Regions from separate parts of the Mus musculus genome. Here region 2 is linked to region 1. Evidence: chromatin contacts called from ENCODE Hi-C or POLR2A ChIA-PET data. All regions are on one chromosome and are shown on one strand. The core of a region is the stretch at or near the end of the contact, and the rest is flanking DNA. Distances in the headings are between cores, read along the strand shown.

Region 1 (4,350 bases), core at 1,014-3,513:
CATTCGTTTTATTATTATTAATAATTATTATTATTTATTCTTAGGCAGGTTCTCACTGTGTAGCTCCAACTGGGCTGGAACTCACAGAAATCTGCTGCCTCTGCCTTTGGAGTGCTGAGAACAAAGGCCTGCACCACCATGCCCAGATGACTGCTCTCTTTCTTCAGGCTCTACCCGGGAAGAATAGGAGTTTTGGTTTTAGAGACAGACAGATAGCTGCGGAGACACAAGATCTTTTCTCCCTACACCTGCAGCTATGTGTACATCTATCTGTTCACCTTCTTAACCCATTTTAATTCAGGTTATTATTCGGGTTGTATTGGTTTGAGGTAGTTTACTATTGACTTGTGTCAGCTCCTAGACTCTTGGGTAGATTAACATCTCTCCTCATATATATGAATTACAGATATGAAACTCCAATTTTCATAGCTCAGGTCCTTCCCTGTGTTTTCTAGGCTATACAGAAAGTTCTCAGTTTGATGTCACAAATCATCAAGGAAATGCAAATGTTCCTATCAACCGCAGTGGAGCTCACACACCTGTTAGGATGGCTGTCACTTTTTAAAAATTCCTTTAAGACAAGCTTCATGGAGAAAATGAAAAGCCTCTTTGGTGAGGCTGCAAAATGGTGGAAAAAGAAAAGTCTAGAAAAACTAGAGCTAAAACTACCATGGAATCTGACAGTCCAACTCTTGGATTCAAAAGCACTGAAATCGGAATCCCTCAAAGGCATTAATAGCTACTCCCCAGATTACTGCAGCCCCATTCAAAATAGCCAAGATGGTCAAGGCATCAACACGTTTATCAGCAGGTAAGTGGACAAAGAAAATGTGCTGTGTGTGTGAAAGAGAGGGGGGAGGGGAGGGAGAGGTTGGGGGGGAGAGAGAGAGCATGCACACATGCATACACAAACACAAAACAGAATTATTATTCAACCTTTAAGAAGAGGGGAGTTCTAAAAAACTCCAACCACATAAGCAAACCTGGTAGATACTACACTAAGAGAAATAAACCAGTAGAGAGGTGTAGGGCCAGCTAACTTCATTGTGTAAGGTATGTAAGTAGTCAAAGACCTGGGATCAAAGTGGGATGCTGGCACAGAGGTAGGAGGAAGAAATAGGACTTAGCAACCAACAGGGATCAAGATTCAGTTAACCAGATGAAAGTGACCTGCAGGCTGCTCTACAGTACTGGTCTACAGCTAATTGTGCCTACTGCTAGCAAGATGGTATTGTCCACTCAGAATTTAAGAAGGCTTTTGGGGTGGGGGTGGGGGGTTGTTGTTGTTTTGTTTTATAACTAAAAAGGAGTCCTGTAGAGCAGTAGAAATAGAAAATATTTTCTTGTCAAGTGTTGTGTGACAGTGATTCTTGCTGTGTGTGTATGTGTGCGCACATACACACATTTTGTGAATCAAATACAAAAATTATCATATGTGAAGTTATTTGTGCCTATATACTACTACTTCAGAAAAATTATTTGTGCCTATGAACTGCTACTTCAGAAAAATGTAATACATCTTGAAACAGGGTTTCTCTGTGTCCTAGGCCAGCTAGAACTCTGTGTATCCCTGGCTGTCTTAGAACTGACTCTGTAAGTGACCAGGCTGTCTTTAAACTCCCAGAGATCCATCAGCCTCCCTCCACCTCCCCAGTGCTGGGATTAAAGGCGTCGGACACCATCATGCAGCTTAAAATCTTGAATTCTCAAAAATAAGATATTTAAGAGGTGTGACTACTGAAAAGTGCTTCATTTGTTTACACTGATTTAAAGAAACTTTAGATTTAGCTTTCCAAAAATAAAGGTTAATTCATGAGTACAAATAAAAAAATGAATGATTTTGTTTTTGTTTTTCGAGACAGGGTTTCTCTGTGTAGTCCTGGCTGTCCTGGAACTCACTCTGTAGACAAGGTTGGCCTGGAACTCAGAGATCAGCCTGCCTCTGCCTCCCAAGTGCTGGGAATAAAGGCATTCGCAAACAATGCCCAGCCCAAAATGACTGATTCTTAAATCAAAAAAAAAAAAAAAAAGTGTTAGTTTCACCCCCCACCCCCACCCCAACCCCGAGAGGGCCCTGTGTAAAAAGAGACCACTTTATTTACATTAGTTTCTTTCATTGTAGTGACCAAATTTCTGACAAGAGCAGTTTAAGGAGAGGCTCCTTCGGCTCATGGTTTGAGAAATACAGTCTCTATCAGGACTGGAAGGCATGGCAGTCAGCCTCCAAGGTGACAGGGACATATAGCTGGGACTCCTCGAATCTACACAGAAAAGGAAGCAAAGAGCTGACCAGAAACAGGCTGAGCTCTGAAGTCTCAAGGCCAGACCCCAGTGACTCACTTCCTCTCACAAGGAACTGTGGCCTAAAATTTCCCCAACATCCCAAAACAGGACACCAGCTGGGAGGGAGCAAGGTCTCAAAGCTGTGCACCTCTGTGGGGAGCTTTGCCAGTTATGTAGCAAAGGCAGTGGGCAGCAGTAGCGGAAGGGGGTGGGGGGAGACATCAGTTTAAAAAAAATCTTTACAAGTCTGTTCTTCTCCTCTTCCCTTATCTGGCATGCCATTGTCAACAGCATCTGAAACTGATAGGCACTAAACAGAGACAACTTGTTTTGGATCAGAGAACATCTGTTAGATTTCAAGTGGCCTTGGGCAGGTTCTCCATACCCTCAAAGGCAGAGTTGTACATTAGCAAACTCCTTCTCGGTTATTATATGTTTCTAAAAGTAGTAATGAATTGGGCATACAAAGTGCCTGGACAGATGGGGGGAAAAAACAAAAACAAAACCCAGCAACAGGAAACTCCTCACAGATCTATTCCTCACCCCGAGCTCGTCCCTTTGAGATTAAGTCAACACTGAGTATACCTGAAAGGAGGAAGGGGCTGCCTTCCTCCTAATGACAGGCGCCACACCCAGGAGACAGTCTCATGCACACAGCTGGCCTTGCTCTACCTCTGCTGAACTGTAAATGAGTGTTTCCCACAAGTCCCCTCTCCCATCTTTCCACACTGTCAGTAATGTAGCCAGGTGTTCATTGGTGGCCAAGGTCGTCTCCACTAGAGCAAGTGAAGAACTGGGGCAAAGTGGGAAGCGGGTGAGCTGACTGGTCATCATGAAGCAATGCTTCCTGGGATACCTCTACATTCGGATTCCTTTTGGATGCCCTTTGGAGGGGAAGGGGAGGGGGAAGGAGAGGGAGAGAGGGGAGAGGGGAGAGACTGTCTGATTGTCAATCTGTCTGTCTATCTGTCAGGGAAGAGAGACGAAGCTGATGCCAAAGTCAACACAGGCAAATTTAGTGTGCAAAATTATAGGCTATATTTTTAAAATACAGGAAAAGACGTATGATGCCAATGGGTGGTTTCAGCCCCAGAGAGAGTGGGAGTGGTGAGTCCCAGACGAACTTTTCTATCTTTGTCTAACTTAGACATGGACAGTGATGACCTCTGGGTCCCCTGCTAGACTTCCTCATTTCCAGCAGTTCCCAGAGTCACTTGGAGAACGCCTTTAACTACAAAACTACAAAAGTAAATACAACTGAAAACAGACTCTGGGCATTTTCTGGTGGAAAAAAAAATCTGTCTGGAGGGCTGGAGAGATGGCTCCATGGTTAAGAGCACTGACTGCTCTTCCAGAGGTCCTGAGTTCGATTCCCAGCAACCACATGGTGGCTCATAACCGTCTGTAATGGGATCCGATGCCCTATTCCGGTGTGTGTGGAGACAGCTACATAAACATAAAATAAATAAATAATTCTTAAAAAAAAAAATCTGTCTGGAAGGTGACTATCCCCTCCTTGGGGAAGTTCTCCAGAGAGTGCAGAAAAACAGTAAGACTCCAAATGTACCCCCCCCCCCCCGAATCTTCCACTGAGGAGTCATGTGACAATTAGGCGCTCATGGCCTACTATGGGTCAGACTGCTAGAAAATGGGACTCTGGAATACACAAAACTGACATCTGTCATGCTCACCCTTTCACCTCTGCCCTACTCCCAACAAAGTGGCTTTTTCCCTTCAATGGGCCCTCCATCACTCACAAATCTGGCTTTTGCAAATTGGTCTGTGGAATGTGTGGTTTGCCCAAGGACAAAAGACTCCTTTCAGTTCCCTGAAATCAAGTCTGGAATTCTGAGGAGAAGCTAGCTTTGGGGGCTTTGCATGGAAGGAGACATGCCCTCCCAGGGTGTTTCTCCGCTGATGATAAGTCCTCTTCCAGCCCAAGAGCTTCAGGCCCACCTTGCCAGGTTCATAATGGCATTAAAGCTTGCCCTCCCCTCTCTGCCTTTAACTCCTGTCCTCCATTCCCTACTGTTAATTAAGAATGCTCCCTTTGGTCTTTCTGTCTTC
Region 2 (4,431 bases), core at 557-3,056, 42 kb after region 1:
AGTCTATACACTCCCTCCCTAAAAGAATAACTGTCGTCTTAATTCCTTTCAGTCTTTGACATAAAGATTCAAAGCTCCCCGGCTCTGGCACCTTGCAGAATGCTAACTCTCAGAAGTTAATGCATTGTTTGGATGCTTCCTAGAGTCACCCGCAGTAGGATGAGTTCTGTGTTTGACTTGTCTTGTTAAAAAGTGTCTCCAGGAGCTTGAAGAACACCTCCAGCATTTGGAAACACAGAAGAGGGTGGAGAAGGTGATAAATTACCTTGGTATTTGGACGGAGCCCACAAACATACCTGAAGACCATGAGCCGGGTTTTGTGTTGCAGAATCAAGATAAAGTCATATTTAAAGGCATCCGACAGATAAAGCCAACCTCTGTCCTTTGGACCCTAACTTAGATCTCTAAGTTATCTTTTTTTGTTGTTGTTGTTTAATGAACGCAAGTGGCTGGTAGAGATAAACAACTTTTGGAACGAAGTAGAAAAACAGCAAAAGATAGTTCATATAAAGTGAAGATATTGACTTACTGAGCAAGAACCAATGCAGAAGCATTCCGAAGTTAGGGGACTTGGGAAACAAAGTTAGGAAGCCGCCCTTCACCGCTATCTGGAGGGAACCTCGCTGCTTCCCCGCTGAACAGAGACGAAAAGCCGCCGCTCTTTTGGGCGGGTGTGGCCGATAGAAACAAAAGGTTAAAACACAAAAGGCGGGGCGGAGGGCTAGGTCAGGGGAGCTCGGCAGGCTCGTGGTTCCCTTCCTATTCAGACTGGCTGAGATAGGCCCGGGGGTCGCCAACACCTAAGAGAGGATGGATCCCGACGAGGACAGCAATAGGTCATTCTGGGTGGGTCATTAAACTGAACCAAACCACGGAGGTGAGGGGAGCGGACTCTTAACTAATGGTCCAGGCCCCATCAGCTTCATCTGCGCAGCTCTTGACAGTCTGGAACCTGTGGCTTCCTCAACTGGACCCCAGCCCCCAAAAACTTCCCGGACTCCTATTAATTTGCTGGAACTCCCTTACCACCCAAACCCTGTCTACATTCTATTGTTGCACGCTTCGTGTCTCCAGAGCGCTCCAGAGACAGTGAAGTTTGAAAACGCGTGAGGAAATGACCCCCACCTCTGCATCTTTCTTTTTTTGTGACCAAAGTCAGAGCTTATGTGTGGGTGAGCCTGATCTAATTCCCATTCTTATCAGAACGTTTTCCTCCAATCTACACACAACCGGGGAAAAGCGAGGCAGTATCCAGTTTGGATGCCCTTCTTCTTAGCCCCTCACCACCCCTAAAGAAGAAGCACAAGAGATGAAGGCGTTTAAAATAAACAAAACAATCTGTGCGAGAGTTTAAAAGAACAAAAGAAAAGGAGAACCGGGAAAAGAGATACAATTAAAAAATAATAATAAAAGACAAGAAACAGAAAGAAACAGTCAAACTTGGCTGCTAGATCTATGACTTTGCCCTCGGAAGGGCTGGGAGCAGGGGGACCTGAGGGAAGCAGGACAAACAGGACAAGTCACTCACCTTCTCCCTCCACTTCGTCGCACTTTGAAGGGACATTGTTTCCATTGTTGCAGCCTGCGAGGCGCTAGGATACTTTTGCGCAGCCTGACAGCGGAGAAAGTCGCGTTGACAAAGTTGCGAGAAAGAGATACTCGGGCGTCCAGGGAGCTGGAGAAGGAGTTCATCAGAGTTTCCCCTTTTGTTCCAAGTCCCAGAGCAGACAAAGAGGCGGAGAGCCGCGGCAGGTTTCTCCCTCTCACCCCTTCCTCCTCTCTCCCTCCCCTCCCTCCCCGCCCCCTCCCTCTCCCCGCATCTCCCGCCCGACTCTAAGCCTTGGTGCGCAGCTCCGGCTGCTCTGTCCCCAAGACCAGCAACTCAGTCCCGACCCTCTCTCCTTCCATCTCCCCGAAAACTTTGCCCAGAAGATGCGGGTCTTGGTCCCTTCTCACACCCTTTGAACACCCAGCTTCCAGTCCGCGCTCTCACGCCCGGGGAAATCTCCAAACTCATTGTTTCCGGGAGATGCACCTCTTTGTTTGCACTTTCCCTGCCAATCAGGGAGAGGAGCGGTTCACTTTGGCAATGAGTTTCTGCCATTTCTCAGCATCCCAAGAGATGTAATATGAAGGAGCCAGTCAACCCTTTAAGGTAAGAGGTACAATCATAGGTAGGGCTCACAGATGCCTCTCCATCCATGACCCTCCATCCTATGTACCCTCTTCCAACCAACAGCCTGGAAGAATTCAAAGAAGTTCTAAGTGATGGAAAAGTCTCTTCTCCCTCCCTCATCAGTGCCCACACAGGACCCTAGGGGAAAACCCTCAAATCTGCATGGCAGAGGCCACTAAGTATCCCACAGGGACCTACACCTTGCCCTTGTAGGTTACCTGTTGCTGCTGGTACTATGCCACTCATGGGGGGTGGGGGGGGGCCTGAACAGAGACCACCGGCTCAAACCTCAGAGAACTTCCTCTTATCTCCAACTATATTAACAAGACTCTCAGGTTAACATGGCTCCTTCCCAAACCTACTGTTCCTTCCTAGTTCCCTTCCTTTCACAGCTACAGGGTCTTCCTCCTTCACTTCTAACTCCCCATCCTCTTCCCTCCCCCACCTTCTGGTCCTGGGCAAGCCAGGTGTCTTCCTTGTCTGGGAGTCTCTCAGTCTTTCTTAGAGCCTTCTGAAAATCATCCATCAGTTCCAGAACTGGGGTCCCCACTTTACACCGCAGCATTCAGCTCTCATCCCAACATGGTTTCCCCCCACCCCAGGAACTCAAAGCTGCACCAATTTCCTTTCTAGATCTCACCAGAATAGAAGAAAAGCAGGAAGGTGGGAGAAGGTAGAGGGACACGCAGCCTTTTATATTCAGTCTTCAGGGCAAAGGGGGTTTAAAAAAAAACACTCAAACATTCCAAAGCAAATATTCAACCTCCTGCTGGTGTCCACGCACCTTATATACTCTTTCTCCAAATCTAGACAGGGAAGACCCAATGAGTTGTTAAATGTGAGGGTAAAGAGATGGGGTGAAAGGGGGCATAGGGAGCTGTATTCCTGGCTAGGATTAAAGATGCGAAGAGGGGGTAGGAAGGGAACCTTGCTGGGTCTGGAATGTCATGGGTGTGGATCATAACAAGCACCCTTCCAGTGCTTGCCAAGTCTCTCCCCTAGGGGAGAACAAAGACTCTGTGAGAGGGCTTCCGTTCTGATCTCCTGGGGTCTGCACTGGGCCCAGTGTTCCTCTGTCAGACTGCCAGAGCGCGCACTCCGCTAGCTGTCTGAAACTTTGTAACCAACTTCCTCCGAATTAGCGCTCAAGGTTTGCTGGCCCAAAGAAACCTAGACAATAACATCCCAGAAACAGAGATGCGCTCTCCAAGGTCGGTCCTCCAACCTTGCTAGGTGCCGGTTCCCACCCGAATGCTGGACTGCCCTCTGCCAAAAGGCAAGCAGAGCACACTCAATCCATTAGTTCCTTTAAAAGCAGTTTCTTAAGTTGAGGACCCTGCTGGGTCTGGAATGTCGGGGGGGGGGGGGGGGGACAGAGTTAGGTAGAAGCAACTACTGGAAAATGTAGCAAAGTAATAAAGGATCCACAGGGAAGGGCAAGGACAATGGCTCAAGAGGCTCCAAGAGGGAGGACCAGGGAGCACTAGCAGGGCGCATACCCGCGCGGGTCCCGCCAAGATTGCACGGGTCCCGCAATCGCGCCTGGGATCCTGGCAACACGTGGCCACCAACTAGGGGTCCGCTGGGACCCTTACCTACTGGTGGCACCTACACAGTGTCCTGAAATTGCCCCTTATCTTGCGGAAGTTCAAAAGCCTCTTTTTAGGATAGGAATCTTGAATGCATCACAACCACAAAGAGGAAATATCCCCACCCACTTCTGTCTGGCACATTCTCCTCTTTGTTTAATTATGAGGATCTCCAGAATTTTGTTTTTAGGAGAAATGTACCCTCCCTCTGCAAATAAGCACTTCCTGCCCGCTCATCTTAAATATCTGCGTTAAAGGTCATGAAAAGCCCGTACAGCCGCTTCTGGAAAATACTCCCAATGTGTAGGTCGGGTCACCCTATGTAGTTTCTAACTCCTAAATAATATCCAGTTCTCCAGTTATCCTTACAGTGCACAATACTGCCAATCCTCCCTGGTGGCACACCCCCATAATCCCAATCTTTTGGATGCTGAGGATGTCAGATAACTGAATTCAAGACTATCTTGGGCTACAAAGTGAGCTCCAAAATAGCCTGGGGCTATTCTGTGATAGTGAGCCCCTGTGATGAAATTAAATAAATATATAAATAAATCGATTGATTAATTAATTAAAAAGAAAGATCAAAAAGATTCCCTGGAAATATCTCTTACTCAGGCAGCTCATGAAGGGTCTCAGGGATGGTCTTTGTCAGCACTGCTGTGTTTT

The links. Hi-C counts contacts between places; a loop is a spot of excess contacts on that map. ChIA-PET counts read pairs that join two places held with the same protein, here RNA polymerase II (POLR2A).
Region 2: a map of heart shows a loop between it and region 1 (2.0-fold over the local background). The contact joins the promoter of 2610307P16Rik here to the enhancer-like site in region 1. A Hi-C loop is called at or near these places in 2 of 37 maps with a recorded cell type or tissue (both heart). POLR2A ChIA-PET finds 5 or more read pairs at or near these places in 1 of 5 experiments (Patski).

The regions. Positions count from the first base shown.
Region 1 is chr13:28,840,693-28,845,042 of GRCm38, forward strand. All of the region lies in intron 2 of 2610307P16Rik (RIKEN cDNA 2610307P16 gene), which reads right to left. Among named protein-coding and RNA genes, the nearest start is that of 2610307P16Rik, 43 kb to the right of the region's middle. Within about 2 kb of position 2,264, at least 1 of the 3 ENCODE cell types and tissues checked has a DNase peak (open chromatin) inside an H3K27ac peak, as active enhancers do; it is heart, where a contact is called at or near this core.
Region 2 is chr13:28,883,616-28,888,046 of GRCm38, forward strand. It overlaps 2610307P16Rik (RIKEN cDNA 2610307P16 gene), which reads right to left and starts at 1,807. Exons shown (of 8, transcript NR_045054.1): 1 at 1,529-1,807.